Linked DNA regions of Homo sapiens: all the other regions are linked to region 2. The links are chromatin loops, found by intact Hi-C in ENCODE. Cell type or tissue: Caco-2. All regions are shown on one strand.

The links. A loop is a pair of places that touch in the nucleus more often than their neighbours do. Peaks named below come from ENCODE experiments on the same cell type or tissue, not always from the same donor. Only the 100,000 strongest peaks of a DNase experiment are listed, where the experiment ranks them.
Region 1: it touches region 2 in a loop (2.2-fold over the local background); 1 of 110 quality-filtered maps calls a loop at or near these places.
Region 3: a loop joins it to region 2, with 11 times the contacts of the local background. A loop is called at or near these places in 1 of 110 quality-filtered maps.

What each region holds. Positions count from the first base shown.
Region 1 is chr3:65,101,844-65,109,843 of GRCh38, forward strand. It overlaps LOC107986017 (a long non-coding RNA gene), which reads right to left and starts at 3,953. Exons shown (of 3, transcript XR_001740438.2): 1 at 3,824-3,953; 2 at 2,603-3,183; 3 at 1,836-2,131. LOC105377125 (a long non-coding RNA gene) reads right to left here. Exons shown (of 3, transcript XR_940925.3): 2 at 6,957-7,079; 3 at 5,709-6,182. In Caco-2, no CTCF peak of the experiment used is centred here; no DNase peak of the experiment used is centred here.
Region 2 is chr3:64,942,009-64,950,008 of GRCh38, forward strand. The region is part of intron 4 of ADAMTS9-AS2 (ADAMTS9 antisense RNA 2); the gene reads left to right. It overlaps LOC105377124 (a long non-coding RNA gene), which reads right to left. Exons shown (of 3, transcript XR_007095948.1): 2 at 496-611. Among named protein-coding and RNA genes, the nearest start is that of LINC02040, 230 kb to the right of the region's middle. RefSeq lists an enhancer at 2,779-3,651. In Caco-2, no CTCF peak of the experiment used is centred here; a DNase peak (open chromatin) is centred at 3,333.
Region 3 is chr3:65,015,150-65,023,149 of GRCh38, forward strand. No RefSeq gene overlaps it. Among named protein-coding and RNA genes, the nearest start is that of LINC02040, 160 kb to the right of the region's middle. In Caco-2, no CTCF peak of the experiment used is centred here; DNase peaks (open chromatin) are centred at 3,842 and 4,452.

The sequences.
Region 1 (8,000 bases), 160 kb after region 2:
CCACAAATAAAGATGTCAGGAGTTAATGTAGACTCCAGAACTAGGCAAGAACCCATAATCAGGTGGTGCCTGATCAGTCTCATGATGCGCTTTCTCCCCTGTGGAAGGCTATAGAACATGAAAAAAGGAGAACCATGGTTCTTTTTTAATTTGGGATTTGGAGCAAGAAATTAAGTGCTGGTAGTTTGGAGTTTTTCACAAATCAAATGGATGTTTTAGAAAAAGCTCTTACTCAACACTCAACTCCCCTAATATAATTGATGACTTTTTTCCTCAGCTGTCTGATTTTAAACGTATGTTACCATCTGGATGAATCTTTTCTCTAAAGCCTTATTAAGGGCACATATCGGGGATGGGGAATAAAACAAGGGCAGTGATCTATACAAGTCATCAATGATCTGAAAAGTCTTCAATTCAGTCCTAGAAAAAGGGCATAATATGGTGGAGAATGAAGAATATAGGGCCAAAATCTAAGTCATATTCATGTGTGTGTGTGTGTGTGTGTGTGTGTGTGTATGTGTATGTGTGTGTGTATTCATTAATCCAGTATACATTTGATGTGGTTTGGCTCTGTGTCCCCACCCAAATCTCATCTCGAATTGTAATCCCCAGGTGTCAGGGAAGGGACCTGATGGGAGGAGCTTGGATGGTGAGGGCAGTTCCCCCATGCTGTTCTCATGATAGTGACGGAGTTCTCACGAGAGCTGATGGTTTTTTTTGAGACGGAGTCTCGCTCTGTCACCCAGGCTGGAGTGCAGTGGCACGATCTCGGCTCACTGCAAGCTCCGCCTCCCGGGTTCACGCCATTCTCCTGCCTCAGCCTCCCGCGTAGCTGGGACTACAGGCGCCCGCCACCATGCCCGGCTAATTTTTTGTATTTTTTAGTAGAGACGGGGTTTCACTGTGTTAGACAGGACAGTCTCAATCTCCTGACCTCGTGATCCGCCCACCTCGGCCTCCCAAAGTGCTGAGATTACAGGCGTGAGCCACCGCGCCCGGCGAGCTGATGGTTTTTAAAGTGGCAGTTTCCCCTGTGCTCTCTCTCTCCTGCCACCTTGTGAAGAAGGTGCCTGCTTCTCCTTTGCCTTCCAAGATGATTGTAAGTTTCCTGAGGCTTCCCCAGCCATGCATAACTGTGAGTCAATTAAACCTCTTTTGTTTATAAATTACCCAGTCTCAGGTAGTATCTTTATAGCAGTGTGAACATGAACTAACATTAACATTATTGAATTCCTACCATGTGACAGGTACTATACTAGGTAAACAATGGTAAGGAAGATAGACACAGTTTCTTCTTAATAGACTTCAGAGTCTAAGAAGAAAATGAGGATACAATTAGATATGCAAATAACTATATTAAATAGAATATGCTATGAGAAAAATAACTAATCGAATATTTAAGACGAAGACTCAGAGGAGAGATTTTTGATGAAAATGTGGGAGGAACCAACACAGGTTATTTTATTAAGGCTGTGATGAGTAGACAGGTGATCTAAGATGAAAGAATAAATATAAGACACAAAGAACTAGAGTCTCTATTGTGGAACCTTGTGATTATGTGAGTTAATACTTAATAAGCTCCTATATATCTCTCTCTATATATTCATATATATATACGTATATATGTATTTATATACATATATACGTATATATGTATTTATATACATATATACATATACATATATGTATTTTATATGTACATGTATGTATATATGTATATATACACAAGATTTTTGATGAAAATTTGGGAGGATATATATATATATACACACACATACATATATTTATATATCTTATTAGTTCTGTCCCTCTAGAGAACCTTAATATACCTGGGAACCTGACCAAGTCAAGGGAAAAGAACCTAAAGACACTTACATTGAGAGTTCATCCAAAAATGACCTACCCAGATGCCGTGAAGTAAACCTCAAAGTTGACAAGCCGTACCTACACACTCAGTTCATCCAATCAGGGCATTTTCCCTCTTTTAATCAGGAACACATGACCAAGACACTGGGAGGAATGACTTACATAGAAGATGGAGATCATTAAAATACAGTCACGTGTCTCAATGACAGGACTACATTCTGTCAGTAGGTGATTCCATCATTGTGCAAACATCATATCATGTATGCTGTGAGAAAAATAAATAATTGACTATATGAGATTATGAATATGCCATGAGAAAAATAAGTAACTGAATATATAAGACTAAAACTCAGAGGAGAGATTTTTGATGAAAATTTGAGAGGAACCACTACAGGTATTTTCTCAAGGCTATGATGACTAGATTGGCGATCTAGGATGAGAGAATAAATATACAAGCACAAAGAACCAGAGAACACTATGATTGAGTGTGGCTCAATCAAACCTGAGTGATATAGCCTACTACATACCTAGGCTATATAGTATATAGGCTATTGCTCCTAGGCTACAAATCTGTACCTCATGTTACTTTGCTGAACACTGTAGGCAATTGTAACACAATGGAAAGTATCTAACACATGTGCTTAGATGTGTATCTAAACACATCTAAACATAGAACAGATACTGTAAAAATACAGTATAAAAGATAAAAAATGGTTGACCTGCATTAGGCACTTACCATGAATGGAGCTTGCAGGACTGGAAGTTGCTCCGGGTGAGTCAGTGAATGAGTGGCGAGTGAATGTGGAGGTCTAGGACATTACTGTATACCACTGTAAACTTTATGAACACTGTCTACTTACATTTATTTTAAAAATACCATAATTGTGCTATAACATTATGGTAGTTATAACATCACTAGGTAATAGGAATTTTTCAGCTCTATTATAATCATATGGGCCCACCATCATACATGTGGTGCATCGTGACCGAAATGTCTTTATGCAGTGCATGGCTGTATACCTAAAGATAACCAGAAGATTCATAATCAGCATAACAGACATTGGAAATAATTTGTACATTGGTGAAGAGGATGGATTAGATTTAAAAAGCTATAGAGGAGCTGTCACCCTTACCAAGATGGGGCATAAGAATCTGGTGAGCCAGGAGCCTAATGATGCTGCCACAGTGGTGTCATTCAGTCTTGTGTAGGCGCACATTGTGGATATTCCTGCTGCCTGATGCAATTAGGTTACTGCTACCTCAGATCATAGCCACATCTGTCTCCAACTGACCCTTTCATATATGATATTGGAGAACCTGAAACAACAGAGAGCAGAGTCGGCCATTGGATTACAGAGACTTGTGAATAACCTTTGGAAGTGTGGCAGAAATTGGTTTGAGCCTTGCTCTCATGAACGTACCACTTGGCAGAAAAGTTTATACACAGGGAAGGGAACATCTAGCTTGCACCCAGCTCTCATTATTAGGGGCTAACCATGTTTGCTGAAAGACCTTGACACATGTGAACAAATAAACGGGTTTAGGTCTATTTGCAACACTTGTCCAGCTTGCTTGCTGGATAAACCATATTTGGATTCAACTTTCCTTTTGGATATAAGCCTTTCTTGTGCTGCCCCCTGCTCAAAAAGTCCTGCCTTCTCTTGTACACCAAGCCCACTCATCTTATTGAAACCATTCAAATACTCAGATGATTCATATTGTTTCTTGACAATTCAACTGTAAGCTCCCAAATAGGAATTCTGTTGTTCAAGTTTTAGAGTAAGAACTATTATAGCAGTAAGACTTTCTCTCTCTGTCTCTCTCTCTCTCTCTCACACACACACATACACCCACGCACACACTTACAATGTACCAGGCACTGCTCTATATGTAAAATGTGAATCAACTTCTATAATTTTCACAGCAACCCTAAGGGGCAGGTACTATCAATACTCACATTTTACGGAAAGGAAACTGAATCAGAATAGTTAAGTGAGTTGTCTAAAATCACACAGCTGTCATTCAAACTGAGCCAGGTGAGCTCTAAATCCCAAAACTTTTTACCACTATTGTGAGATTTCTAACCTGCAGAACTGTAAGATAATAAAAAAAAAAAAAAGAAAAAAAAGAACGATTTTAAGTCACCTGGTTTCTCACTATTTGTAATAGCAGCAACAGAAAACTAACATAACTGTGCTACCCCCACTGCTATTCAAGACACAGGCATAATTCTTTGCATATAAGCTTTAAAAAGTAAAGGTGTTGGCCTCACGCCTGTAATCCTAGCACTTTGGGAGGCTGAGGCAGGCGGATCACTTGAGGTCAGGAGTTTGAGACCAGCCTGCCCAACATGGTGAAACCTCATCTCTACTAAAAATACAAAAATTAACTGGGTATGGTGGCAGGCACCTGTAATCCAAGCTACTGGTGAAGCTGAGGCAGGACAATTGCTTGAACCTGGGAGGCAGAGGTTGCAGTGAGCCAAGATTGTGCCACTGCACTCCAGCCTCGGTGACAGAGCAAGACTCTGTCTCAGAAAAAAAAAAAAGGAAAATTGTTAATGAATATATATTTGTTGAATTTGTTACAACTATCAAAAATGACCTAGCGATGCAGAGAAATACAAAAATTATCACGAGAATTAGCATGAGAGAAAAATTACATATTTATGAATTTCAAAGAGGTGACAAGGGCACCAATCTTAGAGACCAGAGATCTTGATCCTGGAGCAGATTTTGTCTAGAAATGCTTATGTGACATGAGCAAGACTTTTAATTTCTCTGAGACTCAGCTTCTATATTGAAGAATAAGGGAGTTGGACCGGGTCATCTTGAACTTCTTTCTGGTATAAAAAGAATGATATTTTGAGTATAGTTTTCTTTCTTCCCATTTATTTCAATCAAATAATAATGTGCCCCAATATTTCTCTGAGATAGCCACACTATATCATCATGAGCAGTGCTAATAATCAGATTCATGAAACGCACAAGGAAATACTCAAAGCTGACTTTAAAAAGCACCATCTTATATAACCCTGAGGTTTCCTCCCTCCACTTTAAATGATCCTTCTTAGCAGCTTGCCATTCATCACAGAAACCGATCACAGAAACCACAAGGGCATTGATCATATTTCTTGAGTCTATGCATTTGTATAATCTCATTGTCTTTATAGCGGGTGCAGAATAAGAACTTCTGACAACATCCGTTTCCTCTGCTGGGAAATAATAGATGTCTGTATAATACCAGTGATACTGGTCTGATGGCCAGCCAGTGGTTTACAATTTCCAGTAGAATTTGCCTTTATGTGTTATTTTTCTAACAGTACTGTTACTATAAAATATAAGGAAGAGTGTACTGGGGAGAAGGGTAGTGGTAGGGAAAGAATAAGAGACAGGAATAGAGGTCGCAGTTGAGGGAGCTGCAAGGTGCTTGGAGCTATTTGGCCTTTTGTGCACAATTGATAAAACCGTTTAAATTATGGTGGGTTGTGCTGCTCCAGCTAAAATTCAGTGGAGAGGATTTAAAAATATAAAAATTAGATGCAGAGAACTAAACAAAGCAATCAGTATGTGCAGAAGTTGGAGGTACCAGGACCAGCTTTTGTTGCAAATCTTTGGGCAGATGACATAATTTGGGCATAATATACATCTTTCACAGCCAAACAACATAACCCGTGATGAACAGAGCGTCCGGACAAAGATAAACCCTGTGAGTCACACGCAATTCTTTTCTCAGCAAACAGTGGAATTACATCCAGCTTGGTTGGTGGAAAAGACAGCCAAGGCATTTTCCTTTCTTTGAGTATCTTAATATAATGAAGGGATAACATATGAGAGGGAACATAAAGAAGGAGAAAACTTTATTAGAGAAGGAAACATTGTCAAATAACTAGACAGCAAAGAGACATAGGGTAACAGATTTCCTGAGATATATCCCCTGGGTACCAAATAAATTACAGGATTGGAAGAAAAACAAAGACCAAGATGAAATGTAATGTGGGAGTGTAAAAACTGAGAAGAAAGCTTATGAAGAGAAAGAAAAATAGAAATAGGAAAAACTGAGAAGAGAGGAAAGAAAATACAAAAAGAAGAGGAGGTAGAAGCCTGCTTTGTCCTCCTTTCATTGATGCACATCAGTAAGGGTCAGTCTTTGCACATTTGTTTCATCATTACTTCCACTTTCTCTTCTTTCTCACTTTTTCCCACTTCAGAATTGGGAAAGAAAGGAACTGCCAGAGATGCTTCCAGGCTCCCCTTTACTGCCATGCACAACTTGGATTTTCTTTGTCTTGCCAAGACAGCATAAAATGGGGTTCCCTGAAAGGAAATCAGGGTACTGTTAGGAAAGGACAATGAGGTTGAACAACCAAAACACAACAATATCCACACAGAATTGATTCTGTGAGCTAGTCTTATCTTACATTGAGCTCCAACCATTCACAGCTTAATGAAGGGGAACTGAAAAGCAAAGATGCTAAAAAATAACAACAACAAAAAGAAAAAATATATATATGCAATGTTCCAAAAAAGATGAAGCTTTCCCTAACCTCATAGAACAGAAATAGAAATAAAAGCTCAATGTAGTTTTCCTATCCTGTGAGTCTGCTTCAAGAATAAAATCGCTAGGTTAATTGAACTCTGACCTCTTAACATTTTCATTAAAAATGTAAAAATATTGTTTGATCATCTCTTGAAAACTAAAATGAGCTATACTTTCAGTCATTTTTGTAGTTGTCATATTTATGTTTTCATCTTTTATTATGCCCCCTGACTTTAAGATTTAGGTATACTAAATTTTATCCTCTATAAACAAATTGATGCTTTTCTATGACATTTCCTAAAAGACAAGTGGCTATTTTTCTTTTTCCTTTTGGCACATTCTTTGCTGCTTCTTAATTTTTTTTAATCTCCAGAAAATGTCTTTCAACTTTTTTTCTTCATGAGAATGCTCTTCAAGTCTCTCAGAACCTGTCATGTTATACTACTTTACATACAAAATTATACATAATTATTGTAAATGCATTTACAAATGACTAAATGGCAAATGTTTACAGATGCATACTTACAGACATGTATATATTCAATATTTACCTTATAAATAAATTTAGTCAGACTCTTTGTTAAGTGGATGGTTATTAACATGTCAAAATATGGTTCTGAGAGTATGACTTTATAACATCAGGATAGTTGATATGTACTGACAAGGACTGATGTCTAGAAATGTTAAGAGAAAAAAATAAGCTGCAGATCAATATATATACTATAATCCTTTGAATTTTTTAAAAATATCCTAAGTACAGATTCATGTATTAGGTTATAATTGGTTTTGCTGTGGTAACTAGCTTATTCTGAAATCTCAGTGATTAAACACAAGGAAGATATAGTTTGTTCATGGTACATATATAACACTCATATGCACAATGAGAGAAGAATGCTAATCCATATAGTCATTCAGGGACCCAGGCTTCCATCACATTGCATATGTAACATTTAGAAGATGGAGCCTCCTCAGTCTTCACAAGAAAGTAAGAAGGCTCATGGAAAACTCATTCTTACCATTATGCATCAGCCCAGCAATGACAAATATTACTTCTTCTTTGAGACAGGGTCTCGCTCTGTTGCCTAGGCTGGAGTGCAGTGGTGTAATCATTGCTCGCTGTAACCTTGAACTCCTGGGCTCAAGAAATTCTCCCACCTCAGCCTCCCAGGTAGCTAGGACTACAGATGCATGCCACCACACTCAACTAATTTAAAAAATTTTTTGGTAGAGACAGGGTCTTGCTATGTTACCCAGGCTGATTTTGACCTCCTGGCCTCAAGCAATCCTCCTGCCTCAGCTTCCCAAAGTGATGGGATTACTGGCATGAGCCACTGTGCCTGGCCTCACTTCTGTTTATAGTATATGGGCCTAAGCTAGTCTCAAGGCCAATATGAGCTGCAAGGAAACTGGAATTGGGAAGAGCACATGGATATACAGTAAATATTTCTAACAGTACACACACACATATGCGCGCGCGCACACACACACACACACACACACAGAGAGACAGAGACAGAGAGAGAGAGAGATGCAAAATGCAAATTTAAAAGCTCCAGAAAGAAAAAAAAATCTATCTAGTGAGTACCTTTGAGGAG
Region 2 (8,000 bases):
CCCAAGATGATGGATCAATTATTGTGCCATCAGACATAATAAAACTTAAGTACCCCTCCTCTATCCCATTCCATACATACATTTTTTTCTTCCCCACAAGGCAGCCAGAGTAGTCTTTCTAAAACCCAAATCTGATTATGCCACCTTCTGCTCAAAACCTTGCAATGGGTTCTCAGTGTCCTTTGCTTTGAAGACCCTGCATATGGGACCTACATTTACCTCTCCAATCTCTTCTCTCCGCATCCCCTCTCTCCTGTCATGTTTCAGCCATAGTTACTTTCTTTCAGTTCTTTAAACATGTCATTTTCACTCACCTGTCTGGCCTCTGCCGAATATACCTCTTAACTTCCAGCCTCTGCACTCCAAGAAAAGGGGAGTCCTTTCTCTTACCTAGAACCTCCATGAGGGCAGAGATCATGCCTATTAGTTTATCAATCTGTTCTTAGTACCTAGCATGGTGCACAGTGGTACTCAACCATGGGTAAAAGAACGTACCTTACAGAAGATGCTGGCAGAAGGTCCATAGACAAAGGGGCTATGGGACTTGATGAGTTCAGGATTTGCTTCCCAACATCCGCCTCCTGGACTCTGCCTTCTCCTGGGATGCCCTCCTAAAAGCAGAGAGGTAACATCATACGTTTAAGGCACTGTGTTTTTAGGGTGGCCAAATGCATGAAGAATTTATATCAAGTGCTTTCTTTCATATTGGAGGTTCCTGACATGTGTTTTCAAATGAATGAATGACTTACGAGACCCAAGTACAAAGAACACCTGTCAGTCTTAAAAACAACATCAGCTAGCATTTGTTAAATACTTTTGGTACGTCAAGCGTGGTGCTAGGTGTTTTACATGTAGTAATTTCTCATCTAATGTTTACAACAACACTATGGTTAGGTATCCTTATTCCTATTTCCCAAATGAGGAAAATGACACACAGGAGGGCACAGTGATTTGTCCACAGACATACATATTGTAAGTAAACTGAATTTGGACAAAATGATAATGACTGCAATGGTTTATTAAGCCTTTATTATGTGCCAGGCCTTTTACCAGTACTTGATTTGGGTTATCTTACTTAATCCTTCTAGAAACCTATTAAAATTGGGAACAGAGTTATTCTTGAATTAGAAATGAAGAAACTAAGGTTTAGAGAGTTTAAGAATATTGCCTCTGATGGCACAGCTAGCAAAAGGAAGTGCTGAGATTGATTTTTTTCTCAGAACATACTTTATTATAGTGATATTTTAAAGAAGAATTTAATTTCCAAGTATGAAATATTTCAAGGAGTATGTTAAAACTATAAGCTGACAACAGTGGCCAAGGTTAGCCCTCTCTCTTTCTCCCCAAGAAGAAAAGGCTGGTATAAATATTTAGGAGGCTTGAAATCATGACTTAAAGAAAAAAAATGAAATATCTTAGTGAATTTTTGGTCTAGTCGATAGTGAAATCAAGATTAATTTAAAGCCAACGACTAATATACTACTCACTTGCATTTTATTCAAGAAAAGAAAATATGTCCATCTATAAGAATACAGAAATGTTTTTATTTCCTGTTGTCTTGAAAACAGTTACTAAAATGTAATTCAAGATACTGCTGGGCTTCTCATTTGTATCATGAAGGTGACAGCACAGACAGTAACAATTCATAACATCATGGCTTTCCAGGGTGGGCACGCACCCGCTATGCTCCTTATGCTATTGCCACTGTCCTAACTGAACAGTAGCATATCTCCCTCCCTTACCCAGAGCTGGGATTTGAACCCAGGCCTGTTTGGTGCCCAAGACTATGCTATTATCATTAACGAACCACTTCTCACACGGTCCTTTATTTCACCTACCCAGGCCACTGTACTAACCACAAAGCATAGACAAAATGTGTTTCTCAATTGCCATGATATTGGATTCTTGCTCAAAGAAAGGCCGCAGACTCTCTGGACTCTGAAAATAACCATAGCAGGCTCCTCTGAGTCCTCACAGGGTAACTGAGCAGGAAGGTTTTCCAAGTCTTCATCAGGTCCAGTGGTTTTAAAAGCAGGCCAATATTCAGAATCAGCTGGAAGTTCTCACAAGCTACATATTCCCAGGAGCCGTCACAGACCCGTGGACTCAGAAGCACAATGGCCAGGGCTTAGGAATATGTTTTAACAAGCTCCTCAAGGACTCTGATGGTCAGCCAGATAGAAGCCAACAATTCCTCCGCAAACCCCTGGTCCCAATCACAACTCCACCCCATGAGGCCCCCAAGCCTGCCACATCCCCATTTATATGACCCAAAGGAGAATGCTTCAATGCCAGCTGGTGATTGAGAAGAAGCAGGTTTGGCACCCAAAACAGCAAGAGTGATACATGTCTAATTCTACTGCTGATTTTTTTTCATTATTTAATCAAAACGTATGTTCTTTTCTGGATACCACTATAAACTCCCTTTTTGAACATTAAAGAAAAGATGACAATGATGATATCTATAACTATTTATGGGATATTTACTATATGCTTTATATACATTATTGCTAATTGCAGCAACTCTCCAAGGTACATTTTATTCTCTCCACTTTGCAGTTAGGAAACCGAGGCTCAGAGCGGTTAGTTAACTTGCCTAAACATGTCCCTCCAGCAAATGGCAGGACCAAGATTTGAATCTAGATCGTGATTCAACTCCAGAGCCCACATTTCCTCGACTGTCCACTAGCTGTGTCATCTGGGGCAAGTGACTTTTCAATGCCTTAATTTCTCCATCTGTGCAAAGAAGGAAACAAAAGAACCTCACTCATAGGATCGTCATTTAGATTAAATGAAATAATTCATGTCAGACAATTAGCACAGTAATATTAAATATTATATTAGTTGTTTTTTATACCTGGGCTTCCCAAATATGTCTTGGAAAACACTTGAGCCCTCTAAATAAAAAGGTTGCAAATTATTTCAGCATGTGTGCAAATTCCGACTTACTCTCAGTGACTCTCAATGCTTATTAGCATATTAAAGACCCAGAGAAATTCCACAGTGAAGAATCCAGTTTACCCCAAGCTGGAAGATATAATTTTTTAAACAAATCTCTTTATTTTCGCTTAACATTTTGGTCCTACCCAAGAAGGAAAGGGGCCTTTTACGCCCAATTTGGAATGGAATTACTTTGATAATCTCACCCTTCGCTCGTGCTTGGAAAAGGCCCTACTAGAAGAACATACCATTAAGTACTTGCTTTGATACTGGCTGTTAATCCCATGGCCCAGCTTGACATTGTCTCTTAGCAACGTCCTGTCCTTTTCCCCTTTTCATTCTTGTGCCTCTAACAACACTTCCTCTCCTCTGATTTCTCTTTGGCCTCCGGCTTTCAAGGCCCCTTAAGCCTCCTGTACACAGAGAGAAGCAGGAGCTGAAGGCCCCATGCACATATTTATGTTAATAGCACTGAGGGGAGGAACAGGCTGTTCTGGGGACTGCTTTCCAACTGTCACATAAATCAGTCAGAAAAAAAAGGTTACTACTTTCACAAAGACACTGCCAGCGTGGAGCAGCAGGTCTTGGCAATGCATTGCTCCCCCATTCCCCACCCCCTAAGCTGAGCTTCCGTCATGTCTCCCTCATTCTCGATTCTCCAGGCAGGAGGGGATGAAGGATTTTGTAGACGCAGAGGATTTCCAAGTCAGAGGGGACCTCTGAGATCATCTAGTGCTAAATCAAATGGAAACTTCTAGTAAATATCTCTGCCTGGGTCCTTTCCCCAGAGATTCTGGAGCAGTTATTTGCAGTTATTTGGAAGTGGGGCACAGGAATTTTTTTTTTTAAGCTTTCCAGTTGATTCTAACGTACAGTAAGGACTGGGAAGTACTGACGGACTCATATTCTTGTGGAGAGACTGAGGACCAGAGAATGTGAAACTTCCTTTAGATCACACAGACCGTTAGTGATAGGGTGGAGCCTTCATTCCCAGTGGTGTTTTCTTGCAAAATATTATGCTGCCACTAAGTCCTGGGGTAGAGACGCAGAAAGACCTAGACAGTGGTATTATTAGAGTTTTGCATCCCAATCACTTGGGAAGCTCTTTTAAATATGCCTTCACTTTCCTTATTTCCCTGGACCTACTGAGTCAGAATCTCTCTTTTTAAATACAGACAAGATCTCACTGTGTTGCCCAGGCTGGAGTGCAGTGGCATGCCCATAGCTCACTGCAGCCTCCAACTCCTGAGCTCAAGTAATCTTCCTGTCCCCTCTTCCTGAGTAGCTGGGATTACAGGTGTGTGCCACCAAGGCCTGCTATTTAAAAAAAAAAAAAAATTGTAGAGATAGGGTCTTGCTATGTTGCCCAGGCTGGTCTCAAACCCCTAGCCTCAAGTGATCCTCCCCCTTCAGCCTCTCAAAGTACTGGGATTATAGGCAAGAGCCACTACCCTCGACCTGAATCAGAATCTCTTGAAGGAACCCTAGCATGCAGATTTTGCAGAAATCGTTGGTGTTAAATTTGACACATACTAACCTGATAGAAAGAACCACAGATTTGAATTAGAAAAACCAGCCTCCAAATTTGAAATCCATCAAATGCTAACTGTGGTTTTATGAACAAGTAATATGACTTCTCTAACCTTCAGTTTCTTTATCTGCAAAATGGGACTACACAGCTAACCCTCTTCACCCTTCAATTTTATAATTAAAATGTTATTTCTTCTAAAAAGGCTTGACTGAGCTTTCAGACCAGTCGAGCCACCCACCCTCCCAGGATACATTTTCAGAGAACACCTCATATACTCCTGCTTTGTGACAGTGATCACAATTCATTGATTAAGTAGTATGAGGCTTAATACAGGTTCTTTAATGAATACATATCTAATTATGATTAAAGAGTTGTGCAACGGATTACTTGCTTTCTGTCTCCACTACTAAAGCTCAATAAGATAGGAAGTTGGGCTGTCCTGTTCATTGCAGTATCCACAGCACCTGGTGTGAAGCCGGCACTCCATAAATATTGGTTGAACAAATGGCTGAACAAATGACCAATATATGTAAAGCACCTGGCATGTAGTAAGTATGCAACACATGTTGCCTGTTATAATTATTTTCAGGCCAGGTGCTGTGGCTGATGCCTGTAATCCCAGCCACTCTGGAGGCTAAGGTGGGAGGATCACTTGAGGCCAGAAGTTCAATACCAGCCTTGCCAACAGAGAAAGACTCCATCTCTAGAAAATAAAAAATAATAAAACTAGCCAGGCTTTGGTGGTGCATGCCTGTAGCCCCAACTACTCAGGAGGCTGAGGTGGGAGGATCGCTTAAGCCCAGGAGTTTGAGGATGCAGTGAACTATGATCATGCCAGTGCACTCTAGCCTGGGTAACACAGTGAGACCCTGTCTCTAATTTATTAATTAATCTTCAGAGAGGCCGGGTGTTTTACCCAAAGACACACAACAGAGCTGAAATTTGAACTTAGTCTACAGCACTTGTTTGTAATTCATTGTGTTTTTCTGCCTTAAAGTTTTTATATTAGGGGGCAGGATCTAGGAAGAAATTGCAGGCTCTCTCTGTCTCTGTCAGCTAGAATGAACTTGAGACCTGTCTGGCTCTTGCACACCCTCAGTCTCCACTGATGTAGTCCATGCACACACACACACACACATACATTTGCAGACTAAGATGGTTGTTGGCCTTGTTCTACTCTTGAGAAAATTTTGGTTGATAAACTCCTTGAAGGCAGTCACCATGGTGTTGGCTTCCACTGCAAGATAGAGCCATAGGAGTCCTATGATTTGCTGATGATAAACTTCTGAGCAGTAACACTGTCTGGATCCCAGCACTAGTCAATCATGATGGGGCCAAATATCTGTGATAATCTCTGGATTTCCTCATTGGCCATCATGCTGTCTGTGATTCTCAGGAAATGGGTGACTGGAGGGGCGCAGAAGGGAGGTGGAATTCACATTATTGGCTGCTTAACACACATTGGGGAAGGGAGTTCAGAATAAGACTAGGGGTGAATGTTTCTGGGAATGACTGGATGAGTGCTTGTGTGTCTACACTAGCATGAAAATCAAGAAATATGAAAGTTTTCATTTTAATAGCTTTCATTTAGTTAGCAGTTATTAGGCCCCAGATGCTATTTCTAGTGCTTTACAGACATTATCTCATTTAGTTCTCTGGGCTCCAAGGGATTGAAATCATGGTGATCAGTATCATCAGGGGAGAAAAGTGAGGTGAAGAGTAATATGCCAAATGTTACAAACATCTGTATGAGGCAAGACCGCATTGGAACCAGGTTTAATCAAAGATTTCAGAGCCTTCCTTAGCACATTCAAGTGGTATTTATTGGGCACCTTGTATGTACCATGTTTTGTTTTTTGGTTTTTTTTCCTTATTGCAAGGAATATATTACAAAGACGCATGTTCTTGTGGGACTTAGATTCTGTCAGGAGACAGGCCAAATCTAAGTTCTGTGATCTGTTAGAAAGTGATAGTGCTAGGTCAGGCACAGTGGCTCACGCCTGTAATCCCAGCACTTTGGGAGGCCGAGGCGGGCGGATCACCTGAGGTTGGGAGTTCGAGACCAGCCTGACCAACATGGAGAAACCCCGTCTCTACTAAAAATACAAAATTAGCCAGGCGTAGTGGCACATGCTTGTAATCCCAGCTACTTGGGAGGCTGAGGCAGGATAATTGCTTGAACCCAAGAGGTGGAGGTTGCAGTGAGCCGAGATGGCACCATTGCACTCCAGCCTGGGCAACAAGAGCAAAACTCTGTCTCAAAAAAAAAAAGAAAAAAAAAAAAGAGAGAGAGATAGTGCTATAGGGAAAAAAAAAGGGCAGTGCAAAAAGGATGGGGAGTGGGTGGGAGACTGTGGACATGGCATCTGTGATGCAAGTTTCCAATTCAAACAAAGTGGTCTGAACAGGCCTTGATGATAAAGTCACATTTGCAGAAAGAAGGGAAGACTTGTAAGAGGTCTTTATGCTATGCTATGCCATGCCACGTTCGGGCTGCCTCCTTAAAATGATTGGATGGATGAGTGAGTGAATAAAACTACTATTGATTAAGCACCTACTATGTCTCAGGGGCTGTGCTAAGCACTTTATCCATAATTTCTAATTGAACCCTATAAGAATAAAGTAATCTTCATTTTTCAGATAAGGAAATTGAGACTCAGCAAGAATAAAAAAGATTGTCCAAGTTGGGCACAGTGGCTCATGCCTGTAATCCAGGCACTTTGGGAGGCTAAGGCAGGGGTATAATTTGAAGCCAGGAGTTTGAGACCAGCCTGGGTAACATAGCAAGACCCCATCTCTACAAAAAATTAAAATATTGGCCAAACATGCTGGCACGCACCTATAGTCCCAGCTATCCTGGAGGCCAAGGCAGGGCAATTGCTTGAGCCTAGCAGTTTGAGGTTGTGGTGAGCTATGACTGTGCCACTGCACCCAAGACTGGGTGACAGAGGGAGACTGTGTGTCTATAAAAATAATTTTTTAAAAAACTGAGATTGTTCAATATCAGTTAGTAAGTGATGGGACCAGGATTTAAACTCCATTCCTCCAGCTCCTTAGCCCCTGCCCTTTTGATGACCACAAAGCTTCCATTCTTTCTTGGACTGACAAAGAGTATGGGGAGGCTGAGGGCTGCTGAGTGGAGATGCACAGCCCCCAAGCCAACCCCAAAGGTATAGATTATGTTCCTTTCACCCTTGCACAAAGCCAGCCAGCCCTGACTTGAAGAAGTCACCCTGCATCACTCCCTGAGACAAGGATGCTGAGTCTCGGTGCTCACACCTGTAGGCGGCCTGGTTGACCTGCTCAGTTTTCCCTGTGATGCATTCTGTCTTACACATCCTAAATTTTCTTTTACATGGCTTTGACATTTCTTTCTTTAGTGGTGATAGCAGACAGATGTGAAGATGCAGTTCCTAAGAGCTATACCATTCCAAATGTCAGAAAAATGCAAGGTTTCTGGAAGTTCATTGCCCTCAGCTCCCTAAGAGCGTTGCTCTTTCACCAAGGAATGGTGGAACCCCAGGTGCTA
Region 3 (8,000 bases), 73 kb after region 2:
TGGGGTTAGGGTGGGAGGTTGCCTGGGCAGAAACAGAAGGTAATATTTTAGTGAATTGGGAATTTTATGTGTCTTGATTTTGGTGATCATTATACATATGTATGCATATATCAAAACTTAAACTGGACACTTAAAATAGATACATTGATTTTGTCTCATGTAAATTATACTTCAATAAAGTTAATAAGGTGTGCATATTTATACCCTTCTAGGGAAAAGATACTACAGACTTCCACCCGCACATCTTTCATGTCACGCATGTTTTCAATTTTTCTTTTCAGATTTGTGTTATGCTGTCTCTCCTTTCCTACTCCTAGTTTCAGCCCCACTACCACCACCATGCTTCATGACCATCTCAGACAAACAAAATTAGTGACAGTTGTCATGACAGTGAATAACCTCAGAGGTACAAAAAGAAAACTGCACAGACTGTTCCCAACTAGGTGGCAAACCTGTGAAAAGTTTGTAGCATACGAATTGAGATCTACGAATCTATCTATAATCTTCTCACATTAATGCCATGATGCTTCATTTAATTTTTGCTTACACAGATCTCTAACAACTCTATTTTTTTCTTCTGAATAAAAACTAAGAATGTTATCCCAAGTCTGTGCATCCGAATGTCATGGGTGCATGGGTGAAGGAAGGCAGAAAGAAACTTGGAATAAGATTGAACAGCTGTAGTCATGCTTTCATTATTTGAAAGCTTTTTGGACCAAAGATAATACACTGTGGGATTTGTTGCCAAAAACGTCAGATTTTTGGTTCCAGCTCATGGTCCAGAAGCTGAAAGTGTGTCAACTTGGTAATAGTATCCAACAATAATTCAGTTCTATAGTCTTTGTAGAATGATGGACAAAATGAATGTCAACAACATTAAGCAGCCAGAAACCAAAGGTACCTTGTGACCTAGCAGCAAGGAATAAGAGAATCTTAACAGATGTAATTTATAGCATTACTGTTGATGAAGTTAGTAACCTTTAGCAAGGAGACATAGAATCAATAGCAGCCTGGCAGTTTGCAGCTGCAGAAATTTATGTGGGAATTGACCAGGAAGTAAGGTGCAAGAGGAGTTGGCAGAATATTTAAACCAGATGAAAAAATTTTAGGTTAATTATAAAGTGTCCAAAATGTGGAATTAGAATGATTTCTTCAATTTCCTACAAAATGGACCAATGTTTATGAAAGCATCCCAAATGTAAAGAATTATACATTGATAAATGTACAGAAAGAACATTTCGGTGTTTAAACTGTGGCATTGAAAGTGCCAAATGAGAAAATACATTTCAGAAATTCAGTGCATGCACTTACATTTATCAGTGCACCCTCTCTTTCTCTGCTTAGATTTTATGGTGTTATTATTGAGATTCATATAATACAGCCTATTCAATTGGACAATTGGAATATTGTTATACACAGTTAATCAACAGACTCTGTATAAGTGATAAGGCCTCAGAGAAGAAGAATATTAGAGCTCAACTCCAGCACGATGAGTCGTTAACACCCTTGGGAATGTATAGCTGTTAAACAAAACAAGGAGACCATATTGCCCTGTGAATTCAAAGGGATCTAATGGGAATTTCAGAGTAAATTTATTTTAAGGTATGTAGGAAGCCTAATCATTTAAAGTGCTTTTTCTATTCCGAAGCAACTCATCCCACCACATCTTTTCATTTAGTACTGATCAGTTTCCTTAAAAGATTAGAAGGTGAAATGATGCACTCCAAAAAGAGTGATCCTTCTTAATATTTTGCATTTAAAACTCCTTTCACAGCCTCCTACGAATCTGTATTAGCTCTCCTGTCACAACTTAATGTATATCTTTTGGCCTCAGAAAATTTGGGGGTGTTTAGGATGTTTGTTTTACACTAGTAAAACCTATCTAAAAACAAGCAAAGTGCTCACCAAAAATAGAAGGTACCATCAAAGTGACAAAACAATCAGGTAATTGTGGGCAACTTAGATGCTCAAGTCAGCAGGAGACAGGTTTATATCCTCAAACCTCGTATACTGCTGTTCAAAATATTCATTTAAAAAGTGATGGTAAATAAATCCAACTTTTTATAACTTTTTGCTGTTTACTCCCTCACGAGTGTGTCAACTTGAAGTCAGTGATTAATTTTGGAGTCAAGGTCCAAATGCAATTGCACCTGCCTGTAGAAATAACAGTAATATTTCATAGAAGTCTTTCTCACTTTTCACTGTCATATTTAGAAACCCCAAATAGAACATTGCATTAAAACTAAGTGAAACTGCAAATGACTTTTATGAAAGAGGATAACATTTTTAGCAGTGACTTTTTTGACTTGGGAAGACTGGGAGTTTGAATACTGTGCTGTGTACACTAGCTCTTTCCATGACACCAACTCTTGTTAGCTGCCTACATTTGTCCCAGTAATAATAGCAACCACAACTACAACTAACGTTTATTTGTTGTTGTCAATGTTGGCATGGATATGGAGAAAAGGTTACACATATACATTGCTGGTGGGAATGTAAATTAGTTCAACCTCTATGGAAAACAGTATGGAGATTTCTCAAAGAACTAAAAATAGAACTACTATTTGATGCAGCAATCCCACTACTGGGTATCTACCCAAAGGTAAAGAAATTATTATATCAAAAAGACACCTGAACTTGTATGTTCATCACAGCATTACTTATAATAGCAAACAACCTATGTGTTCATCAATGGTTGACTAGATAAAGAAAATAGGGTATGTGTGTATGTATGTGTGCGTGTATATATATATATGTACATACATACACACATACCCTATTTTATATGATATAAATATATATAAAATAGAATACTATGCAACCATAAAAAAGAATGAAATCCTGCTCTTTGTAGCAACATAGATGGTGCTGGAGGCCATTATCCTAACTGAACTAACTCAGAAACAGAAAACCAAATACCGCATGTTCTCACTTATAAATAGGAGCTAAACAATGAGTACCTATGGACATAAAGATGGAAATAATAAACACTGGGGACTCAAAAAGTGAGGAAGGTTAGGGGTGAGGGTTGAAAAAATACCTACCTGGTACAATATTCGCTATTTGGGTAATGGATACACTAGAAGCCCAATCCCCACCAATATGCAATATACTCATGTAACAAACAAGCACATGTACCGCCTGCATCCAAAATGTAAAAAAAAAAAACAAACAAAAGAATAAAATTGACTGTTGTCTCTGTTCAAATCACTATTCTAAGTCCTTTCCGTATAACCCACTGACTTCTCTGAATAATCCTACTCATTAGTTATTTCCATTTCTATTTTGCAGTTGAAGAAACCGAAGCACAAAGAATAACTTGTCCAAGATCACAGAGTTTAGGAAGTAAGGAAGCAGGGCTTTGAGCTTTGCATCAAGTGATGACCCATAAATGCAAATGGAATACAACAGGAGTGGGTCCCTAAAGTCCCACCCAGAGAATGCCCTTCTGCCAAAAAATTTCGGATTGAAACAGCAAAAACACCTAAGCAACTGATAGTCAGGTATGGTATTTTTCGATGTCCAACTATAGAACTGAAAAGATCTTTTCTATGGTTAGTCTACACGAATTTCTGTTAAAGAAGGAACAAATGCCAAACGTAGGGCAGGGTACTGTTTGACAGTAAAGAAGGAAATTTTAGAATTGCTTTCTGGTGGTATCACTTATTGCTTATTGTTCTCCACCAAAAAGCAACTTTTAAAAATCAGCAATGATTGAAGACTGTGGCTTGCTAAAGAGGACAGATTTTTCTGGTCTATTATTCTGGAGTGGGGGCAGAGTGGATGTTTGCTTAGCAGGCAGAGAGCTCAGTACTTTACATGTGGCATGGCATGGTAGATAAGGTTAGGAATTATGTCCTTTTTTTGTTTGTTTTTTAAGATTTGGAACCTAGGCTCAAAATGTGCTAAAGGTCACATAGCTGCTAGGTGCTAAAGTGATGATTCAAATCCCTGGTTTATCTGACTACAACAGCTCTTGCTCCTTCCATGATCCTACCATTGCAATCCCACCATAGAAATCCTAAATACAAATAAGGACAGATATCATTGTCCAAAATGAGTTTCCATTGTCGGTTTATCTGTTGAGATCGACATTTTGGCTTTGAAAAAGAAAATTACTGGTTAGTGTTTCACCCTATTTCAACCTCTCTTTCAGCTTCCACATGAGATGATTCCCTTAAAATTTTAATGCTTTCAAACGAACGAAATCTAGAGATATTAGCTACATTTTCCAAACAAACAAGGGGTAGGAAGGGTGGGAAAATAACCTAACCTTGTTCTTGAGATCAGAAATGCTTAAAAGCATGTGTTAAAAGCCCGAGGGAGAAATATTCAGTATTTTTCACGAGTTCAGCTCAGGCTCCATCGCCTAATCATTTTCTTATCGCCAAATATTACATATTTACACAGGTGGTTCTCTGATTTAATTGTTTGAAAGCAGTCACTGGAAGCAAAGCTATGTGACTCAGCTTTGGTGATGTACTCCAGCTGGAGTCTGACAGGTAAATAATTACCACTAATCAAAGCCTAGATGAATTCAGGTTCTTCAAAGTCAGATGGGTGAGAAGGGGACAGGGATTATTAATGAACTGTTAGGAATATCGGGAGAAATAAGAGCAGGACAGTCTAGTCTCAGATGAAAACAACAAAGAGAACAATTAACATCAGTAAGACCTCGGGTGCCATGTGTATTACAGCACAAAGATCTTTGGCTGGGCTCCGTTATTCCCCATTCAGGCATAATTAGTTTGGGTCTCTTAGGAGCCTCTCTGGGTCTACGAAACTCAGTTGGATGATGAGCTAGGTCCTTCTCGGTTCTCACAGGGTATAATTGCATGATTTCCTTAAGCAGAATTCAGATTTCTTGACATCAAGAGGGAAAATCTCTTTCTCTTGCTTCTGCATGAGTAAATATTGTTTAAAATAAAAATTAAGAATGAACACATTTGCTCCTTAAAAGCAAATCATATGAGATGAGTGCATATTAAGTGAACAAACTTAGATGGGAGGGGGGACTAACCATCCCTAGGGGGCCCACAGATTTCAATAGAAATTTCCATGGAGTTATTATGAAGGATAACTTCCCTGAGGCTTTAGCCCCTGCATGATGGATTCAAGAGCTTTACTTAAAAGTCAGCCTGTACTGGCTTGTAGAAAGCTTTCAGCCTCTTTTTGCAAGTCATTTTTCAGCTTCCTGGTAATGAACAAAACAGGTCTGATAATTTTCAATAATAATCTCAGGAAATGTGTGGTGTAGGACTGCAGCTTTCAAGCAGTTGACACAGAAATCTAGTTCAGTCAGTGTGGAGAGTGGTGCCTGAAGACGCCTTCTGTGTTTTGGGATCAGCCAGGAGCGCTGTATCAGCCACAACAAGGATATATTTTGACTGGTTTTCATCAGTTTGACTTGAGTGGGTTTTTTTTTCTTTTTCTTTTTTTTTCTGCCTCTTGTAAAAGCATTTGGCTCTGAAGCAGAAAAAGAGTTTTTTAGTTGTAATTCAAAGTACTCTTATTGTCTCATAAAATGTGAGCTGGAAGATTTACCTTATGGTTTGGCTGCTGGCTGGAAGTAAGAAGTAAGCAAGAGTCCAGTGCATCAGGGGAAAATATTAAATGACCCCTTAAGATTCTCTTTAGCCTGAAATTATGGTCCGTACCCTTTTCACCCTGAGCAGAATTCCCAACAGGCCCTTGAATGAGGAGATCTGGGAGAAACATGCCTTCTTTGGTCAGAATGAGCACCCCAAATATAATAATCCAAAAGAAAAATAGCAACATCTTAAGGAAATGGTTTTGAATGAGATCTTCCAAGACACAATAGTATGTGCTGACTCAGGGAAACAAGGCGACATGCTGAAAACATTTGCAGGCCTGGAAAATAACTGGTTTAATAATTCAAGATGCTTTTAAGTTACACAAAACTACAAAAAAACAAATAAACCTCCATTCCCAAAGTGATGTTATATGTGAGCCACTCGTGAAATGAAAGAAACAGAGCTTAAAGTCTGATGCAAATTCAGCTTTGTGAAACTCTTAAACAACTGACAAAGAAATTTACCACCCCACACCACATCCCAAATGGACTAATGGAAATATTCTTTTCATGACTTCAAAATATTTAGATGAAAAGTGAAATATTTAGTCAATACCCTAGATGTATTTTCATCTGGGTATCATGCATCTGAGTGTTTCCAAGGGGATTTTCCAAGTGTTCCTAGGATATACATCAGGGTGTCTCAACCCTGGCACTAGTAGCACTAGTAATGCTTTGGACTGGATAATTCTTTGTTGAGGGAGTTGTCTCCTGCAAGGTGGGATATTTAGCAGCATTTTTAGTTTCTACTCATGAGACACCAGTAGCACTCCCCAAGTTGTGACAACCAAAAATGTCTCCAGATATTGCTAAATGCAAAATTGCCAGGAGCTAAGAATATACTTCATTTTTACTCATTAAATCCCAAATGCATCCTATGAAATACTGTTTCTGTTATGATCCTATTTGTTCCAACTTTATAAATAACTAAATGTGGCTTAGAATGCATTAAGTGACCTGTTTGATTTCACAGTCTACTAAAGACAGGACTTCAACAGAGCCTACACTCTTTGTCCTAACACTGTAGGCACACACAATTTGACTTAAACAATACTGTAGATGCTCTATGGTCTAAGAGTTCCAAACATACAGAAATAAACACTTTCTTCAAAGAATCACAGAATGACTCTATTCAAATGTCTTCTCAGTTCAAAGATGTACATTGGAAGTCAGGAAGGACCACACAGTTGTCCATGCCTGGATGTGGGTAGCTGAGCCATATGTAATTGCTTCAATTTGCTGCTTATTACTTGTACATTCTTTCAGTTACCTGAGTGGATAGCTAAGTCTAAAGAGCCCATCAGATCCATCATAAAGCAGATGGTGTAAACACTAGTTGACAGTAAACATATTGTGACAATGGAAAGGGAAGAGAATTTGTGAGATAAACATGCCTAAGGTTTTCTGTTTACTAGCCCTGGAAATTTTTGAAAATTAACTTATTTTAGCTTCTCATTCCTTTATCTGAAAAAGAATAATTGTAGCTATCTTACAAGGTTGTTGTAAGAAGCTAGTACATGCAAAGCCCATGATATAGAACTTGGTATGTAATAGGCACTTGATATATGGCAGCCATTATTGTGATTCATTTAATGGCTATGAGACACAACAGGAGATCCCTCTATTTTCATGAGATGATTGGTGGAGGAGAGGAACCTGATAATGTTTACTGAGCTTTTACTACATGCCAAGCAAGCACTGTACCAAGTGCTTTACATGAATTATTGGATTTCATTCATGAAGTTGATTCCTTGCTGATTATATTAAGCACTCTTTCTTTTGGTTTGTTTACTTATCTACTATCTGTCTTACTTACTTACAGGAGGGCAAGGAGCATGTCTGTTTTATTCTCTGCTATATACCAGTGCCTTATACCTCAATCAATGTTTGCTGAATTAATAAATTAATGAATCTGTGAAAGAAAGGATGAGCCCTCTAGAAATGATCTTTGACTCTCTTCTATCAAGTGCTCTTGATTCTTTCACAAGCAGCATTTCTGGGATGCATTCATTTCTTTATCATTCCTACAGCCATAGGCCTGCTCCTGACTGTCACGGCCTTAAGTCTGGACTGTGGCAGCCACATCGTAATTCTTATGTGGTTCTAGCTTCTTCTCACTCCCAGCCAAGCTCCTCACTGCTGCCAGGGTAATATTCCTCCCACACCCTCATCAAGAAGCCTCGCATGGATCATTGTCATGGACTAGGTCCAGACAAGCATCTTCCACTCAGAACCAAAACCTTTCATGATGGACCCCAGCTTTCCCTAACCCACCTCACCTTCTACCATTTACCAATCCCGCCATTTATTTGGTGTATAGTTTATTAGCTGCCTCTCAGTACAAGGTACTGTGTCCTAGGTACACTTCAATCAAACATGCTTCCTGTCCTATAGAGCATAAAATATA